Regions from separate parts of the Mus musculus genome. Here region 2 is linked to region 1. A link is a loop called in an ENCODE intact Hi-C map of the cell type or tissue named here. Cell type or tissue: heart. All regions are shown on one strand. Each heading gives the region's core, and the rest is flanking DNA. Links, peaks and the distances in the headings are about the cores only.

The links. A loop is a pair of places that touch in the nucleus more often than their neighbours do. Peaks named below come from ENCODE experiments on the same cell type or tissue, not always from the same donor. Only the 100,000 strongest peaks of a DNase experiment are listed, where the experiment ranks them.
Region 2: it touches region 1 in a loop (1.8-fold over the local background); 1 of 42 quality-filtered maps calls a loop at or near these places.

The regions. Positions count from the first base shown.
Region 1 is chr9:64,800,110-64,810,336 of GRCm38, reverse strand. All of the region lies in intron 2 of Gm36459 (a long non-coding RNA gene), which reads left to right. It also overlaps a transcript of Dennd4a not described here. Among named protein-coding and RNA genes, the nearest start is that of Dennd4a, 5.8 kb to the left of the region's middle. In heart, for the core only: no CTCF peak of the experiment used is centred there; no DNase peak of the experiment used is centred there.
Region 2 is chr9:65,016,121-65,026,347 of GRCm38, reverse strand. It overlaps Hacd3 (3-hydroxyacyl-CoA dehydratase 3), which reads left to right and starts at 4,631. Exons shown (of 11, transcript NM_021345.2): 1 at 4,631-4,891. The coding sequence starts at 4,805. Gm39362 (a long non-coding RNA gene) reads left to right here. Exons shown (of 3, transcript XR_870867.3): 3 at 1,142-1,447. In heart, for the core only: no CTCF peak of the experiment used is centred there; a DNase peak (open chromatin) is centred at 4,617; H3K4me3 peaks cover 2,145 bases; H3K27ac peaks cover 1,887 bases.

The DNA of each region.
Region 1 (10,227 bases), core at 1,025-9,024:
TGCTTGGAGAAGAAACATAAAAGTTCTAGGAAGAATTCTAGGTAGCAGATAACAGGGTGGTTTTTGAAACCAGAGTGATCAAGGCTGTGCCTCTCTGAAGTGCAGGAAGAAGCCAGTAATGGAAGAAAGGCCCCAGAGAATTGAGTAAAGCAAAAAGATCATGCAGAGAACCTGCAATAGGGAGGAGCTTGGCTTTTAGAACTGCGAGGAATCTGTGTTGATGAGAAATGTATTTTGCCTGGAGAAGCCTTCCATTAGATTAGAGAGGGAGTTGAGAGCTCCGTTGTATAGGGCCTAGAAATACAAGACTATCCTTAATTCTAACTGCAGGCCGAAGCCACTGAATGGCAAGTAGGGAACAAAGCAGCTGGGAACAGTGAGTGGTACTTGAAGAATGGCATCTATATTTATATTCTAGACAACATATGGACCAGAGAACCTGATTGAGAGGGTTTGTTTTTTTTTTTTTAAATCTAAGTTTGAGTCTCTTCAACACTGAGTTCACCAAATATAGTTCAAATTGTTTAAAAAATGTGTGGGCATCACATTATATTGTGTAGATAAAAATACACTAATTTCACTGAAAATTATTAAATAATACCATTGTTGATCCCCACACCCTCCCCCCCCCCTTTTTTTTTTTTTGTTTTGCTTTTCCGGGACAGGGTTTCTCTGTTCAGTCCTGGCTGTCCTGGAACTCACTCTGTAGACCAGACTGGCCTCAAACTCAGAAACCCGCCTGCCTCTGCCTCCCAAGTGCTGGGACTAAAGGCGTGCACCACCTCTGCCTGGCAAAAACTGAAGTCTTTTAACCATCCTCCCTACTGACGTCAGCCATGATGTTTTCCTCTCCAATGTGAGGGCATAGCTATCTGCCAATCAGTGATTGCTAGAGAGAGTCTATATCATGAAGCAAACATTGGGGGGCAATGGATGTGTTCACTATCTTGATTGCACAATGGTCACAAATATATACACATATGTCAAAGTTATTAAGTTGAGGGCTCTAAATACATGCCTCCTTTAGACCTCAATAACACTACTTAGACGCTTCTACCTTTTCCTCCTCTAAGATAAGCCCACTCTATAGCTCAGGCTGGTGTCAGATCCATTACAGTTCTCATGCCTTCCACCTTCTGAGCGCTATGATGGCAGCTTGTGCCGCCACACCCACTTTCTACAGCGATGGAAGCAGGAATTGGTGCATGCTAGGCAAGCGCTTAAGCAATTCTCTGCTTTAAACAAACATACAAACAAATGTTTTAAGGGTTCAATTGGGAACTCCTGGCTTTTTCCACTGGCCCTAGACTTAACCACTAATTGGTTTGATTGTTGTGAAGCATACCCAGTCAATCCCCTTTTAAAGGTTACCTTAGCATATTATATTATCACCAGTATAAAGCACTCTGAGTTGAGATATAGATATATCCGTCTACAATATAGGGTTGTAGTTAAAATATAAAAATGTAGTTTCAGGAATTGCTTTTTAGCATGAGAGTCTTTAAACGTTTCTAAAACAATTGAGAGAAAGTTCATCATCCCTCAGAACCCATGTCAAAAACCCTGGGCCTGGTGACTGTGCCAGATAGTTATGGCCAACTTGACACAAGCTAGAATCATCCGAGACGAGAGAATCTCCGTTGGGAAAATACCTACATCAGATCAGCTTGTAGGCAAAACTATAAGGCATATTCTTGATCAGCGATGATACGTGAGGGCCTAACCCACTCTCTGTATCGCCACTTGTAGGCAGGTGGTCCTAGATCTAATAAGGACACCAGCTGAGTGAAGAAGCTAATAAGATCATTCCTTATGGAATGGAAGCTAATAAGCTGCTTATGGAGAGGAAGCTAATAAGCAGCATTCCTCTGTGGCCATGCCTCCAGGTTCCTTCGTGAGTTCCTGTCCTGGGGATCCACCCCCACCAATCACTAATTAAGAAAATGGTTTACAGACTGGCCCACAACCCAATCTTGTGGAGGCATTTTCTCAACTGAGGTTCCCTCCTTTGAGATAGCTATAGTTTGTGACATAAATCTCGATTTTTCTTATAGAGGTACTGCAGATCAACCTCAGGTTCTAATGCTTGAGCAGTAAATACTTTACCAAGTAAGCAATCTCCCCAGGCTCCTAACTTCTGTCTCTTGAGAAAAGAATAATATGAAAAGGTAGCAGAGGCTCGGGTGTGGCTGAAGAGTGTCTGCCTATTACACAGGAAGTCCTGTGTTTGATCTCAAATGCTTTTTAAAATATAAAATCTTTATTATATTTTATATGTATAGGTGCTTTGCCTGCATGTGAGTCTGTGTACCACGTGCATGTCTGGTGCCCACAGAGGCCAGAAAAGAGTGTTGGATCCCCCCAGACTTGGATTTACAGATGGTTGTGAGCCGCACTGTGCGTGCTGGGAATCGAACCCATATACTCTGGAAGAACAAGTGCTCTTAACCACTGAGCACTCTTCTCAAGTACTTTGATATTACAAAATAGTTTTTTTTTGTCTGCTGCTGTAGACAAACATAAATGGCAGAAACCCAATAAGAAACACTCGACTGTGCGTCTAGAAAGGATCATCAAGCACCACGAGCCCTTAGCAGTGATGTCTCGAGTCCTGGCCACATCCCAGGCATATGTCACCGCAGTCACAGCTAAAGAAACCCAAGGCCCAAATGTGTCTTAGACACGGGGTTGTAACAGTATAGACAGGAACCAGATAGACGAATGTGGCTTAGAACTTTCACTCCCATCCCATTTCTGAAGTGACGTCACCTCTTTACACCTGGAACTCTATCTGGCTGTTTCTAAGAAGCTATTTTAAAACACTGTAGTTCAAATGATGCATGAAGGAAAATGATGAAGGATGTTTATAGAGAGCCGTGAATAGCGCTGGGAGCACACACTGTTTTACAGCCCAGGCCTGTCCACCTGTTAAAGTTGGTACTTTAATTTCCCGACCAGACATTTCAATGGCTTTTTAAATGATTTAAACCTGTAGCCTTAAAGTAGTCCTTGATATCTGTGCCACAGGGCTTCCTCATGGGTGTGAAACCCTTCCAGCAGCCACTTAGGAGCTCTCCCAAAGGCTTTGGGTGACTTCCAAAGAAGAACCCACGTTTGCCAAATTGTGTTCATTGTGAAACAGTGTTAGAGTGACATTGTCATGTACTCAACCTACACGCTGAAATGCATTAGTCACGTGATTCTGTCATCAATTTATGTCTTTAAATAGATTAATCTAGTGTAATTCTCTTTGAAATATAATATATCTTACAATTTAAAAGAAGAACAGTAAAAAAAAAATAATGTTATAATAGCAATGACCAGTTCTAGGACTGGTGAGATGGCTCAGCCAAATCATGGCACCTGCCAACAAGCTTCGTAATCTGAGTTAGATCCCCAGGACCCACATGGTAGAAGGAAAGAACCAGCACCCCTAAAAGTACACACACACACACACACTAAAATGTAACACAATTAAAAGGGAATAATCAATTCTAAACCTGATGATTGAGAGAGATAGCTGGGAACAGGAGGATCCTGTAGCAGTCTGGGTCACTGGTGTCCCTGCTCTTGGGTGGCCGTCTGCAGCACCACCTTTGACTCAGCATTTTCTCATAGATTTGAAAATTATCACTTCTCAACATTCTCCTTAAATGAATAATCCACCTCTTTCAACAATGCTTCATAAATGCAACTTTCTCTTTTGGAATTATCTTCCAAATAAGGTTATCTTTAAGTATTGGGTCTGTTTAACGTCTTATCTGTGCCTCCAGACTCTGACGGTAGGACAGATTCCAACTTTTAACATCTTCACCTCAGCCAGCAATTACGTTCCAAGTATCATGCAAAACTCAGAAGGAACATAGTGGTCCATAAACAGGAACACCCAAGAGGCAAGAGGCATGCTCCCAGACAAGGAACTTTAATAAAAGTCAGACCAAAGCAAGTTTCACACTAAGCAGACTCACTGCCTCAGACGCTCAGGGGATTGAATACTCATTGTAAAGTCTAAAGGAAAGGGGGTAAAGATGGCATTTGAACCAATCCTGACATAACTTACTTAGATTTTCTGTAAAGCTGAGGACATCTCTCTTGGGGCCTGGAGCAGGAGGTAGGTCAAAGCAGAAAGGGCATTTTTCTTCTTTGAATTTTTATAGCAAACAGGAGACCTGGAAGAGATGCTCATAAATGACTCCAGCACTCGGGCTGTCTTTGGGAGTGGCCAGAGGTTTAACTCATGTGAAGGATGGGTGATATCTGCGCTGACTTGCAGGAAGCGTGAGTCAGCCTCTCATGTGCTCACCATGGAGGTACAGCCTGGAGATTTGGAAAACACCAGGTTGAACAAATCAGAAACCGACATGCTTTCTTTTCATTGACTGACCCAGACACACATCCTGCAAAGAGGATAAGAGGGACACCCTTTTATTGTCTGGGCTTAAGGAAAACGGCCAGAAAAGGGAAACACCTGTGGGTGAAAACGTGAGCCTGGGAAAGGGAGCAGCCTGGTTCCTATGTCCTTCCTTAGACTGGGAGACACATCTGAAATCCATATTTCTCCCTACAGGTTAATGAACCGTCTCTTTCTAGAGCAGTCAAAAGTGCACCTGAAGGTTAGCATATCCTCTCCCCCCATGTTTGGCTTCTGGGTGTAGCCATGGCTGTCCTGGAAATCCAGGCTTGCCTCAAACTCAGAGAGAAAGTCAACTCAGAGAGAAAGGAACTCATTGTCGTTGTTCCAACCCTGTTATTCCTATATTCTGTAATTATTGGCCAGGCATGGTGGCACACACACATTTAATACCACCCAGCACTAGAGAGGCTGAGCCAGGAAGATTTTTTTTGTGAGTTTGAAGTCAACATGGTCTATATTGTGAAATCCAAGATGGCCAGGGATATATATAGAGAGACTCTGTCTCAGAAAGAGATTATTATGGGATGGAGATATAGAGCAGTTAAGAGTACCTGTTGTTCTTGTAGAGAATCTGGGTTCAGTTCCCAGCGTCCACATAGTGGAACACACCATCCTTTACTCCAGCCCCAGGGGGTCTAACACCCTCATCTGACCTCCAGACCTCTGTGGGTACCAGGAATGTGTATGGCATATATATATATATATATATGTGTGTGTGTGTGTGTGTGTGTGTGTGTGTGTGTGTGTATGCAGGGAAAATAATCTAAAACATGTTATCTGTGTGTGGTATCTGTAGGGAGATGTACAGGTGCTAAGGTAGTGCACACTTGGACATTGTGCACAACCTTGTGCAGTATGTCCTTTTCTAGGGCTCCAGGCCTCAAACAACCATCACCAGCCTTGTATGGCAAGCACTTCTGCACAGGGAGCCATCTCACTGGCACCCCTATCTCCTATAGATATTTGATTCCTATGCTGAAAGACAGGAAGTTGAATGACACCTTTTTATTGGTTGAGAAGCCAGCAAGAAGTTTAAGTCTTGAGGCACTACAGTATTAGAATTTATTTTTATTTTTTCTTTTGTTTACTTATATGCAGGATCTCATGTCTGGCCTCAAACCCACTATGTAGCTGAGCATGGCCTTGAACTTCTGACCCTCCTGCCTCTACCTTCCAACCAATATGATAACAGGAATGTGCCACCATGATTTTTTTTTAATGAAACAGAACATATCAGATCAAGGAATTGTTTATATGTGTGTATATGTAAACACACACACCCATAATCTACACACACACACACACACACACACACACAAAGCATCATCGACATTCTCCCTCTCCAGGACTGGAGCATTCATTCTTTCAGCTGCCAAGAATGCTGGCAGCCACCAGATTGTATCTAGGTCCTTCTAAGGGCTCTCCAGGAAGAAAGCTGATTGATTGCCCTAGGCCTTGTCCTCTTCCTGGATGCAGCTGTCTCCAGTAACTGGCAGGTATATATACCACGCTGATCCCCTTCTCCAGTTCTCAGTAATCTGAAGGACTATGCCAGCCTGTGCAGGGTTAGTTGAGACCATCTACTCTTTTCAGTTCAGTAGTCTGGCTCTTCCCCCTTCCTATTCCTGCTACTCCACCTCCATGTGTGTCTGTTCTGAGGCACTTCTCCATAAACATTGTACATACAAAACCAGCAATGATGGCACATGCCTAAAATCCCAGGACTTGGGAAGCTGAGGCAGAGGATTGCGAGGTTTGAGGTCAGCCTGGGGAGTTGCCAACAAACATCTACTAACCCTAGACAGAAACCAACAGCCAACCATAGTGAGGATACCACCAAAGTCCAACTTGAAGAACCAATACAATTTATTGGGATTACATAGAAGAGTGTAGGTGAAGGGTTATTTATAAGAGCAGAAATGACTCAAAGCTGGATTACCAAAGTCCACCCCAGCATGGGTGCAGCTACTGAAAACCTGGAGCACACTGTTCAGCCTACTGGCAGTCCAACAGGTTGGAAAGTGTCCTTTCTAGGTAGCTCAGTTGGTCTGAGACTCTTCTAGAGCCTGCCACTGTTATGAATCATAATTAAATACCTGTGTTTTCCCATAGTCTTAAACTGCTTCTGTGAAAGGGTAATCGGATCTCAAAGGGGGTTGTGACCCACAAGTTGAGAAGCACTGCTTTAGAACATCTCTCAGCAGTCCTGACTGCCTGGATATGCTTGGGGGGAAGTTTCAAGACCTTTCTGAAGCATTTGAGTTGCTTATTTCCTGAACGTAACTACCTTCCCTTCAGGATGGAAAGCTTTACCTCGCCATAGAACACCCTGTGTCTTATACTTCCTTCTAAGGTGGATGCTCCAGGAAATTGCTACACAATGCTGGGTTATATGGTAAGATCCAAGCTACCCCATTTTACTAGCTACATAGTAAAAACCCTGTTCCCATACAAAAGACATCCATGAGCGGGCCTGGTGGCACACACTTTTAACCTTATCATATGAGTGGCAGAGGCAGATGGATCTCTGTGAGTTTAAGCCCAGCTTGGTCTACATAGCAAGTTCCAGAAAAGCCAAGACTACCTAATGAAACCCTGTCTTTGTAGGAAACAGATTTTGTTTTGCTTTCTTTCATTTTATCAAAGGTAGTTAGCCCCACAGGGACTCATATTTTCTTTAATTTAACCTGTGCATCACTTAACCTGTAACATCAGACTGTGAAGTCAAGCTCCCACCAAAGAAGTGACAGACACCAGGGATAGAAGGCAGAAGCCTTGTGGCCCTGGAGTGTTGCTAGCCTGGTTTCTGTTCCAGCACACCCATTTTGCAAAAAGAATTGACATGCAGAGATGCGTTCACTTTGCTTATATGTGTTTCTTAGTATGATGCTGAGATCAAGTCTAACATCTCAAAAAAAAAATACTGTACAAAAATCTGCACCATGGCACAGATGGCACACATGCCAGGCAGTGTGATCTGCATATCTGGGATCTAAATGTAAAGTCATGTCTCACTCTTGGGTATTGAAAGTTTGAAAACCAGAGGCTGAGGAGGTGGCTCAGTAAGTAAAATGTCTGCTACATGAGGACCTCAGTTTCGACCCCAGCGCCCAGATAAATGTCGGGTGTGATGCCACATGCCTGTAAGCCCAGCACTGAAGCAAAGAACGGTGGACAAGTCTTGGAGGGCTTCCTGACCAATCGGCCTCACCAAAATGATTTAGTGAGAGACTGTGCCTCAAAAAACACAAGGTAGAAAGCAATTGAGGAAGACATTGACTGTCAACTTCTTGCTTCCACATGTGCATGCAGTGTGAGTATATGAGGACAGGGTGGGGGGGTGGAGGGGGAGAGAGAGGGGAAGGGGGAGGAAGAAAGGAAGAAGGGGAGGGGAGAGAGGGGAGGGAGGAAGAGGAGGGGAGAGAAGGACAGGGAGAGGGAGAAAGGGGAGGGAGAGAGGGAGAGGGGAAGGGAATGAGGGAGAGGGGAAGGGAAGGGGGAGAGAGGAGTGAGGGGTCCAGTTTGAAAGCCCCTCTCCTTGGAGAAACTCTTGCATCTGTGCAGCCGAGACAGCATAGAATGTTCACTCTGTGTGTGTGTGTGTTTGTGTGTGTGTGTTCAGTAGTGAGCCAGAGCTGTCCTAGACAGTGGGACCTCTCTAAACAAAAAACAAATAAACAAACACCATCACCAAATATATGTGAATACATGAGGGGTTTTTTTTTTTTGTTTTTAACTTTTCTGTGTATTTAAAAGGCTTCCTCCCTCCCTCCCTTCCTTCCTTCTTTCCTTCCTTTTTCGAGTCAGGGTTTTATGTATGCCAGACTGTGCCTCTAAGTTTTGTTGTAGCTGAATATAGCCTTGCCTTTTTGCTCCTCCTGCGAGGATGATAGGCATTCGACACTACACTCAGTTTTGCATAGTGCTGCAATGCAGACCTAAGGCTCCATACTCGCTACAGAGTGTCCTACCAACTGAGCTGCATGCCACCATACCCATGGTTATATTTTTTGATGAATTTGATGGCTCATTGTCTACATAAAAAAAGCAAAACATTTTTGCTAGGTGTATTGTTTGGTGCCTGTAATCCCAGTAATTGAAGTAGGCAGATTGCCAGTGGTTCAGGGCTAGCCTGGGCTAGATAGAGAGTTCCAGGCCAGACAGAGCTACAGAGTCTCAAAAACCAAAGTGTGTGTGGGGTGGGGGGAAGAGGGATAAAGAACAAAGCATTTTTTTAAATAGAAGATCAAAAAAAAATCAAAGTTCAATGTTTATTCCAACTTTAACTATGGATAACTAAATGAAACACAAAAAGGTCTGTTCTCTCGCTTTCACTCCAGCAGCTAGGTTGTCTGTTCTTTGCCTTTTGGAGAAAATACTGCGTTGTAAGGCTGCCATCTTTTGGGACGAGGACTAAGAGCGAGATCTTCCTTGATATAATCTCTTTCCAGACATATCTGAGTAGAAAGACAACCAACTTCCCAGAAATTCTCTGGTGTGTTGGGTGGAATGTCATGAAATCGGTGTCTTGAGCAGGAAGCCAGCTTCTTTTCTATTTCTTCTGCTGGCAAATCTGCGTAATACTTTCTCTCTTGAGAAAGTCGTCTTGTGAAGGAAAACACAACACAAACTTAGTTCAGAAACGACAGTAACTCAATCGTTGGGCGCAGTAACTAAAATACTAAGCTTGTAAGCCTTATTAAATCTAAATCCCCCGGGGTGGCGAATCCTGACAATTCACCATTGAAACCGGGAGACACTCGTAGCTACATCTTGTCCTCACGCCATCCCATCCGAAAGCCAAGAGCAAAGCGTTTTTAACTTTTATCTTTTTATCAGGAAGCAAGATGGCAGTTGCCATAACCGTTTCCTCTGATACTAAAGCCTCGGTCAGAATGTAATCATTTGTAGAATGATAACCAAATATAACCATTCAGCTGATTTATGGTATACCACATCTTCATCCTCTATTTTCATTACCACCAAGTTCCACGCAGTGAGAGCACTATTGGAATCCTGAAGCCCACAAAGCTCCTGGACTTCCTTTTGAAGCCGTCTACCGTAATTAAGATGGTCTAGATCCCTGTGTGTGAGGAATGAAGATCGTCTTCATGGTTTTCATTTTAATTACATTCTGTTTATCTTGTCTGTTCATGAGAGATTCTGTGCCATCCTCAGCCATGTTCTTGGAGGTGTCCGGTAAAACCCATTGGTTCATCAGGTAGGATTTTGCCGGTATCCCTTGCTCAGGTCGGTTGCTCCTTATTTCAGACGAGTAGGCATTTACTCACATCTTCTCCAGAACACTGTCACACAACAATTCCCCCATCTTGCCTTAGGAAATGCTGGGTTTGAGACAGGAATTCTCTCTGTAGCCTTGAACTCACTTTGTAGACCATGCTGGCCTCAAATTCGGGCATCCATCTGCCTCTGCCTCCTGAGTGTTGATTAAAGGCGTGCACCCCCACCTCCTGGCTTCTCTCTTTCTCCTGAGATGATGTCTTACTATGTAGCTCTGACTGACTATTCCAATACACGGTCTTTTTTACTGCCAAGTGTTATCCCATTGCATGAGTGCACTACGACTTTGTTTCCCAGTTCAGGCTGATTGTAAATAAGTCCTCTATGAACGCCTGTGTACAGGCCTTTGTCCAAAAGTGCACCTTCGGGCTGAAGAGATGGCTCAGTGGTTAAGAGCACCAACTGCTCTTCCAGAGGTTATGAGTTCTAATCCCAGCAACCTCATGGTGGCTCACAACCATCTGTAATGAGATCTGATGCCCTCTTCTGGTGTGTCTGAAGACAGCTACAGT
Region 2 (10,227 bases), core at 1,111-9,110, 220 kb before region 1:
TATGTGCATTTTACATGTGAGCAGAGAAACATTTTTAAGCTACGTGTATGTAATTTTCTTAGTTTTTATGTAGTTCAACTCAACCTGGACTTTTGTGACTCTCATGTAGGAACAAAAAGCATAATTTTGCTCAGTCATAGGTAAATCCAGTGTCATGTACATTATATTGGTAAATTGTCACCTGCTGTTTTAAGCCCCCTGAGAAGCTGGCTCTAGAAGCAGGGTTGCCCCCAAGCCATTTCGGACCCAAGCATGTTTCTCTCAGAGCCTCCTCCAGAGTGCCTTGTCTGGGGATGGCTTGGCTTCTCTGAGTCTGTTCTTAGTGGGACAATGTGTTTATTCTTGGGCTGTTCTGCCCTTCCAGATATTTTGTCTCACACACGAAGTTGAATTGTTGAAAGGAGGATTTGGCATCTGTACTGGCTGGTTTTGTGTGTCAACTTACACAAGCTGGAAACTTACTTCTTAGTATCTTGCATCTGTACAATGTTAATAGCAATTTTTTTTAACAAGTACCAGTTTTGAATTTGGTACTTTCCCCAACTATGGGTTGTAATACAACAACTGGATTAGTTTCTTTTTTTTTTTTTTAAAAACCCTGTGTAGTATTTAGTACATCTTTCTTTCTTGGAACTATTTTCTTAGACTAAAATCCACGAAAGGTAAATCACTAGGTGAAGTAGGAACTTAAGGGTTCTTTGGAAAGTTGGCTGAATGGTGTTTTGCTGGGGTGAACACATGAAGGAATGTTTAACTTAAGTGGACACAGGTGAATGGCTAAGGCAGATTCGTGAAGGAATATTTTGCTGAAGCAGACACAGGAGAGAGGATGTTCTGTTAAAGCAAGCACATGAAAGGACACGTAATGGAGGATTCTTTGCTAAGGACACTCGTGTATTGGTCCACCTTACGTTTCATAGTTGAGCTGCATTTGTTGGGACTCCACATAGAGAAATGTGCCAAACAACTTCTGGTGGTGTGCTGCAGTTTCTTGCTGCTTCCATCAATTTGGGCTGAATGGCAGAGTGATGTCCACTGAGACAGATGAACTTTCCTAAGAGAGACACAGCTGAGAACTTTTCCTGGTGTCCCTCCAGGTCCCTCCTGCTGACTCATGCTAAGGCCTGGCTGTCTCTTCTAGGTAGTGCCACCGCTGCTGATTCCTGTTTGTTATCCTGACTCTAGCGAACTGGACTGCTGTGCATTTGTGAAGTGTTTGCAAGTGGGTAGAGCTGCCGCTGCTAACCTGTGAACTGAACTGCTGATTTCCAGACATCACAGACAGGAGTTGCTTCAAAGAACCTTTCTGAACAGGTCCACTTCCCTCATATCCTTTGTTTTCCACTATCACCGGTGGGTGATGGGCTACAAGGAGGGTTAAAGTGATTAAGAACCATCATTAAAAATAGGTGTTTGAAAAAATTAAAATTACAACTAGCCTGTGTAACACAAATGTTGTTTTCCTTGTTATATATTGCAATACTGCTTTGCAAAATGACTGCACATTTAGATTACCTATGGTTACATTAAGCATGGGCATGCCAATTTCACCAAAATGTTTCTAGCATTGGGTCCTACCACTGACATTTTTTTTTTCTTTTTCTCTGCTGGTAATCTTTAACGAGTATGTTTTAAGCATCTCCTTTCTGAAAGACATCATGTTAGATGTTTTTTAAGGTGGCAGAGCAGGCAATCCAGATTTTTACTCTAGTGGGTCGAGTGATCATGAATAGGTAACACACACACTGAGGCAGGAAACAGCGTGCTAGGTTAGGGGTATGTCGCACACCAAGCTACAATAACAAAATATAGGGTTTCTCCTGATTTTCTTCTCGCAGTTACGTTTTGAATAGGCAATTCTGTCATCTCTTTTTTTTTTTTTTTTTTTTTTTTTGGTTTTTCGGGACAGGGTTTTTCTGTGTAGCCCTGGCTGGGCTGTCCTGGAACTCACTTTGTAGACCAGGCTGGCCTCGAACTCAGAAATCCGCCTGCCTCTGCCTCCCAAGTGCTGGGATTAAAGGTGTGTGCCACCACGCCCGGCTCTCTGTCATATTCTTAAAACAAAAAAACAAAAAAACCCAAAAACACCCAAAAAACAAACACCTGAGGAGGCCTGAGAGATGGCTTAGTTTTAAAGTGTGCTGTGTAAGTGTGGACACCTGAGTTCTGGTACCTGCAGAAGCCAGGTGCAATGGTGCCTATCTTTGAACCTGGTTCTGAGACAGTGGATCTAGGCAGGTCACTGGGGTATCTTCACCAGCCAGCACAGTCAAGTCAATGAGCTCCAGATTCAGTGAGAGATCCTGTTTCAAAAAGTGGCTGAGGAAGACACCTATATTAATCTCTAGCTTCCAAACACATGCATGAACACATTCACATATACCCACAGACACACATATAGCACCCCATGCACACAGCTATATGACTATGTACACGCATGCACACACACTAGCTTTAAGGATAAAAAGGAATATGGTGAAATGTCTTCTCCCACCCTAGTCCACTGGGCACTCAGTTTCCCCCTCTCCCCATACTGATTGTTCTCATGCATATACTTACAGCAATGTCTTAGGCCGTGCAAATGAATGCATGAATTTTACTCTGTGTTTTACGCCCACTCTTGATGCACTATTTACACACAAATATTTGCCAAGTGTCTGTGTTTGGCAATCACATCAACAGCTAAGAGAACTAGAGTTATCAGATGGGAAGGAGAAAATATGGGGAAAAGGCCACAGCCAACATGTAAGGCAGGTAATGGAAGGATGGTGTCAACTCAGGTGGGGACAACTGTGTGATTTCCTTTAAACTGTAACTGATGAGCTGATCTTTCTGGTAAAGGTTGGGAGCAGTTATTGACCTTTCTGGCATACTTAGGAGGTTATAGGTATACGATCTGATTGTTGCCCACTAGATGCCTGGGTTTATTCAGTCAGTGTTTCTCCCTTTGTGGCTTAGACAGACAAACTTGGTTTTGGTTATAGATAACTGGTTAGATGTTTTGTGCATAGGTGAGGATCCAAATTGCTGAATTCAGCAACTCCCTTCACCCTCTCTTTTTTGCTTCATACATGGCTTCGTGCATCCCAGGCCAGGTGACCTTGAGCGCTTGATCCTCTAGCCTCCATCTTCCAAGTGCTAGGATTACATACGTGGACCATTGGTATACGTGGCCTGGTGGTTCTGGGAATCCAACCCAAGGCTTTGTGTGTGCTGGACAAGTGCTCTACCAAATAATCTACATCCCCATCTACAGCAGCTCCTCCTCTAAGTCCTTCAAGCATCAGAAGAGTCTGTAAAAAGGTGAACATCAGAGCCAAGCAGGATCTCTTGCCAACAGCAGAAACTAGGCGTACGTCCTGGCAATAGCCTTTATCAGTGTCAAGGACCAAATGAAAGCTTTCTGCAGGAGTAATGACTGATCTCTGAGAAGGGAGACATGGCCCTGAGCCAAACAGGGCTAGGAGGGGGGGGGGCAGTCTCTAGAGAGGACAGTGTGGTTTCTTTTTCATTTGACTGACATCATCATAAAAGCCTTATTCCCATCCCCCTGCCCCTGGCCTTGCCTTCTAGTCTCCCTCACCCTGCCCCACCACCGTGTACTTTTTAGCCTGGATGATAAACTCTACTTTATTTCCCTTTCCTTTGTTTGTTCAGGTTGGCCTTGAACTCAGTACGTAACTAAGGATGACTTTGCACTTCTGAACATCTCAAGTGCTGAGATTACAGGTGTTCACCACTAGTCCTGATTTATGTGCTATTGGGGATCAAACCCACTACCGACTAGGCTATAGTCCTCTAGTCCTCTAGTCCTCTTACTAATCTCTGTCTCTCTGTCTCTGTCTCCTTATTGATTTCCCTGGAAATGGGCCCATAATAGCTGTGCTCCTTTACAGAAAAACTTAGAAACAGATGATGACACTACAAGGAGCTGAGGTTATAGTAGAGTGCCTGTCTGCAGCATCCAGGTCCTCAAATGCTCAGGACGGGGCTAGGGATGCCAAGGAACTGATTTGTTTGTTTGCTTATTAGTTCATGTAGATAGCTATAACGAATGGGCTGTTCTGTTTGTTGGGCAGTGAATGGAAACCATCTCTCTTAAAACAGGAAGCCTGAGGCCAGGGGAGGTGTTGCACACCTTTAAATCACAAGGGAGGCAAAAGCAGACGACAGGTCCCTGGATCTGGTCTACCAAGTGAATTTCAGGTCACCTAGAGCTACATAGTAAGACAGACAGAAAGAAGAAAGAAAGGAAGGAAGGAAGAAAAAAAAAAAGCAACACCAATGTATGTCTTGAATGGCTCATCTGTCTTTCTGTGTGTGGCCTTGAAGCCCAGGGAGGAAGTGGGTTCTCACTAAACGCTGCGATCATACAAAAAAACTTGGAAGGGATCCTTGCACACAAGCCTCTTCATACGCCGCCAATCCGCCCTTTCTTTGTAGATTAGAGCCTCTCACTTTCATGTTCTTGTGCAAGGACCTCTCTGAAGCGCCACAGGAGGTAAGCGAGGAGCTCAAAAGCCTCTGATCCGAAGGCCACTGAGCCGCTGATCACGTGGCGCAGCCGCTAGCCTCTCCCACGTCCCGCCCCGTCCTCTCCCTCGCTGGGTTCGCCCCGCCCTCCCGCCCCGGTCCTCACTGCGCAAGCGCGAGCCGCGAGCGTGGGTTATCTCGAGACAGCCGGGCTGCGGGCTGCGGAGCGTGCGGGTCTGAGGCCTGCGTTCTGCTAGCTCCAGCGGCTCACAGGCCGAGGTAACGAGGCGCAGCAAGCCGAGCCTCCCCGCTCCCCCGGACAGCGTGGGCCATGGAGACTCAAGTGCTGACGCCGCATGTCTACTGGGCTCAGCGACACCGCGAGCTGTATCTGCGCGTGGAGCTGAGTGACGTGCAGGTAAAGGCCGGGCTGCGGGCTGCGCGCAGGATCGGGGGCCCCCCGGTCCCCGTCGGCCGCCCTGTGCGTTTGCGCTCCTGCAGTGCGCCAGCAGGAACCGCGAGTGGAGCGCCCCGGTCTCCCTTAGGGGCTGCAGGTGCCGTCCGGCGTTCTGCGCTTGGCCCCGGTATCCCCTTTGTTCCTGGTAGGCGCCCTGGGGAGCCTCAGCAGAGTCCTGGAAGCCGGCGGCTGGCCTTCGGGTTGCCTAAGGCCCTCTGAATTGTGGGATGAGCTCCGTGGGTCTAAAGTGCGGCTTGACAGTGGCCTGTTGTGCGGTAGCAGGACGTCAGCGCTGGCCTCTGAGGTTTAGTCCGGGCGGCCCATTGACCTTCTCAAGGCCCGTCGCTGGGCTGGGCGGGGGGCAACCCCCCAACCGTTCAGTGATAGAAATCTACACCACACCTCCGCTCACCAAGGAAATGATTTCCATCCTCTCTTTAAGGCTGCGAGCTCAGCCTTAGCAAGTTGCGTAAAGAAATTATCGTGTGACATTAAGTATTCATTTCACCACGTTTACCTATTAATGTGAGCAAATCAAATCCCTGGGAACTTCCCATGTCTCTAACCAGACCATCCAGTATTCTGTGTGAAGCGAGTGGTTTTGGTCTGGAATGTTCTTTCCCTAGTCTCCTTGACATCCATGGTATTGTAATCTTCATTCCTCTGAACTGTTTCTTGCTCGCAGTTAGATACCTGTCTGAATTCATCAATTCATCTGGTCTATTTTCTTGCAGGGTCTAGGTGCCCATGTCCACTTGAGTCTAATCTTTGCTTCTGGAATGTAAATAATTTCCCCTTGTGAACGATGAAGCTAATACTGGCCAGAATGTCTTTGAGTAAGCAGTAAATTTCATTTAAGGTGTAAGCAAACCCGAATAAATGCTACTCTAGAATAGGATGAATAATTCTCTGTGCTATTGTTCTCTACTCTGCTACAAGATTCTTTGCTAAAATAGAAAAAAAAGTTTTTGTTTTTAATTTTTATTTTTGTATTTTGGAGACAGTCATGCTATATAGTTATGGCTGGCCTGGAACTTACTATGTAGACCAAGGCTGGCCTGGAACTCACAGAGATCTGCCAGCCTCTGCCTCCTGAGTGCTGGGATTCCAAGTGTGCACCACCATGCCCAGAGATTCGAGTTTGAAACACGTTAACAGTGAACACTGTGAAGGTGGAGAAGAAAGGAGAACATTTCTTTTGGAGAGAAAAGTCCTTTTTAAGAAATTTTGGGAAGAACGAGTCCCTCACCCCTATGGAGGCTTTATCTTTCTGGGGCTTCACGTCTGCTAGTCTGAGGCGTTAGTTTTAAAAGAACATGTCAACACCATGTATACCACACCACAGATTTACAGAGATGAGTCAGACGAGCTCCACTTTCCCAGGCCCAGGCACCTTTTCCAGGGCATTCTGTCCAAAAGGAAGCATATCACATACAAACAAAAAAGGTTGTTCATGAACATGTCTGTTGGTAAAGCTGGGGTTTGGTGTATTCTTTGCCTCTCTTTTGTTGAGTTGGAAATGACTTCCAGAGATGAGAAGGCTTCTTGTCTGCCTTTTACTGGGAGAACTTACCAGAGAGCCCACCTGTAGCTAAAACGAAGCTTACTGTAACTACTCTTTGCCGTGTGTGTCAGTGTCTGTTAAGAGTGTGTTAAAACTGATTATAGGATTTGAGCATTGGTGTTTGTGAGAGACCAAATGGAGGAGGGGGCTCACTGCTGTTGATAAAACTGTTCTGAAAAACTGTAAGGAGAGAGACACAAGATTAAACTGTTTTGGAGAAATAGTGTTTACTTTGGTCAAGGGAGAGAGGGTGTCTGGTATATCTTTGGTGGCAGTATGACTAGGTGTTTGTTTTTATACACACTTGTGCATTAGGCTTGGCCTCATTCTGTTTTCAGAATAATCTTTTCTGAGCTGTTGTTCTATGAGATAGTAATGGCCAATAAGAGAATGGTCAATAAACTGTTCCAGCTGTGCTTTTAGTGAATACACGAGCTGCCTCTCTTTGCTTTCTTGATTAATCTACTAGGGTTCTGTTGAAACCACTTGTAGCTCAGGGTCGGCTCAAGATGAAGCAATCCATTTGCTTAGTACAAACCACTTAAGGAGTACTCACTCTCGTTGGTCCCTAAGGTAGGTTCTGGGCTCTTGGGCAGCTTTCCAATACTCTTTTGTATCTTCCAGTGTATCCTACAGCTGCTATATGAATTTCAAAGGGTTGAAAACTCCATAGCATTGTGGGGGGTGATCAATTCTGCCTCCTTCCAGGACAAGATGCACAATCCAGTTGTCACATCAGTCTTTGGAGTTGTAGAGTTAGCACTGATGGGAAACCACCGCTGTTGTGTACAGGGTTGTAAACAGCTTCACCCGTGACTTTATGCTTGAGGTGAGCAGTGGCACAGGCAGCAGGGAGTTTGGAATAGCACCTCTGGTGAAGGGCAGCATCAGTACACAGGTCTGGCTCAGCCTCCATGGTGGTTAAAGCAAGTGTTCATTTAGCAAGGTTTCTGCTGTATTCAGACAGAGTACACAGTTAGTTTGAAAGATACTGTTTTTCAGTGTCTGATAGAAAGAGAAGTCACCCAAGGGGTGAGATTGGGCCTTTTTTCTTCTATTTATTAGCTGGTGACCACAGATAAGATGAGCCTCATCCTCCTAATTTGCATAAATATGAGTAATAATGTCTGAGTCATGGGAAGGGTTCTTTTGATGTTTGAACTGGGTTTAGAGGGGATTTTTTAATTCTCGTGTGCCATCCAAGCATGTGGGGTTTTATATGACTGTGATGTTAAATCTTAGATGAGAGATAGATACACAGAGCACTGAAGCTGAGCACCATCTGTTAGCAGACCCGTCTACATACGAAACCTTATCACATGGCCAAGATGGCTTTACACAGTAATTGAGAAAGGACGAATCATTCAGAAGATAGGATTAAGAGAACTATCAATCCAAGTGGCAAAAAGATAAGATTACTGCCTCTAGGACATTGGCAGAAATCCTTTTTACCTGGGTTAATGAAAAAACTGACTGTGTAAAGTGAAGCTGCTAAGGAAAATGGAGGAGAAGAACACCTTAAGAAACAAAGTGTAAATCCTAAAGGAGAAGCTTGATGAGGAAGGCAAGCTTGAAGGCTATACTTGCCCCAAATACGCTGCAGACGACTAGCATCTTTCCTAAAGAACAGAGTAAGAAAACATGTGTCTTCTAGCAGAAAAAAAGAACAGATAATAATGAATGTCCAAGATGCTGAAACACTGCCTGCCTAGCTTCAGGGATAAGCAGGGCGTATGAGCACATGCTATTCTTTCCACACAGAGGTTGGCAAGTACAGAGAGTGTCTGACATCAGTTGATGCTGTGTATGTTTGGAAGAGAGACAGTAAACATTTCTGTGGGGAGGGGATGGCTGTGGTGGTCATACCTTTAATCCAGAATTTGGGAGGCAGAGGCAGGTATATGTGAGTTTGAGGTTAGCCTGGTCGACCTGGCAAGTTCCAGGTTAGCCAGGGCTACCCTGTCTCAAATTAAGGGAAAAATTAAATTCACTGTGTGTGTGTGTGTGTGTGTGCGTGCGTGTGTGTGTGTGCGCGCACACCCATGTGTGTTTGTTCAAGATTGAGACACAGTGCATTTGTGGAGGTCAGAGGACAGCTTTCAGAGTCAGCGCTCTCCTATCATTCGGGTCCGAGAACAGACCATGGTCAAGCTTGGGTAGAAGCGTTTTTTGCTTACCGAGCTATCATTCTGGCCCAACGTGAGGTATTTTTTTGTTGTTCTGCTGGCCCTCAGTGAGTCATCTTTAATACAGTTAGTGAGAGTATTAATTGGCATTTTTTTTCCCAGAATAGTTTGGCAATGTCTGATTGAATTGAAGATGTGTTTTAAGTAATTGCAACTGTACCAGTGTCTGTTTTATTTCCTTTTAAGCCACAGACAAATAGAGCATACTGTCAATGCATATTAGTTATGGATGGCAGTGTTTGTTACAGTTTCCAGTGTTTGGCCAATTGCTTGAAACATTTCACAATATAATTCAGAAACTCTAAACTGTTCATAACCACAAAACAAAACTACTCATAAAGCAGTAAACGAGCTTGGTCATTCGATTTGATTTAGATCCAAGGCCATGGACTAGATGCTGGTCACAGTATGTAATATAAAGGTAGTGCCTTCCAGTTGAGGGGTTAGACAGGAGGTACTGCATCAAACAGGCCTCTAGATGAGCGTAAATAAAGGAGACCTGAGATGGCAGAGGCAGGCTTAACTGAGTGGTCAGAGGAGGCCGAGTGGAGGAAATGAGGAGGTCTGAGCCACGAGGATAGAATGAGTTATGCAGGAGGCACGGAGGAGCGCTGGGCTTGCAGCTCAGTGGAAGAATGGTCTTCGAATGCTAGACAGGCTGTGGGATAGACCCCCTTCATTACACACACAAAGTGGGAAAAAGGAACAGACAGAGAGAGAGAGACAGAGACAGAGAGAGACAGACAGAGACAGAGAGAGAGAAAGAGAACATTTTGACAAGTGCACAGACTTAAAGACAGGCCTGGGCCTTGGAGGGTTCCTGGGGAACAGAAAGGACATTAGTATGTGTGGGGTGTTGTAAGGAAAAGCGGGAGAGGAGGTTGGAGGGTTTAAAGATGTAGGTCATGTAGAGCCTTGTTGCCATGGTAAGGGAGGAGCTTGGATTTCATGGTAGAGCAGTGAGAACTATTGAAGAGTTTTGAGCAGAAGGTTGAGTCCTTAGAATCTGTATTTTAAAAATTACTCAGGGGCTTGCTGAGAGCTCACACACACACAATGTCTGAGAGAACCTGGAGGCCACGTCTGCTTTGATATGTAAAATATGCACCTCAGTCCTTACACACACACACACACACACACACACACCCCACACACCCTGAGACAGGGTTTCTCTGTGTAACAGAGCCTTGGCTCTCCTGAACTTGCTTTAGAGGCCAGGCTGGCCTTGAACTCAGAGCTCTGCCAGCCTCTGCCTCCCAAGTGCTGGATTAAAGGCGTGCCTTGTCAGTGCTCTGGGTTATGTGGGACTATTGATCGAAGAGGGACAAGACAGGATGATCTTAGGCTTCTCAGGCAGCAAGGGGATGAGCCTCTCAAGGACTGAACCCAAACCCTTTTCCATATAAGAAAACTTATCTGTTCTTGGGGGTGTATTGAAAGAGCTATCACCTTAAGCGATTTTTAGCCATACAGACACTTCCTGGTTTGCTAGGCAAGCCTGGAGACTAAGCTATGCGAAGGCTCTGAGAATCCTTCAAAAGAATAAC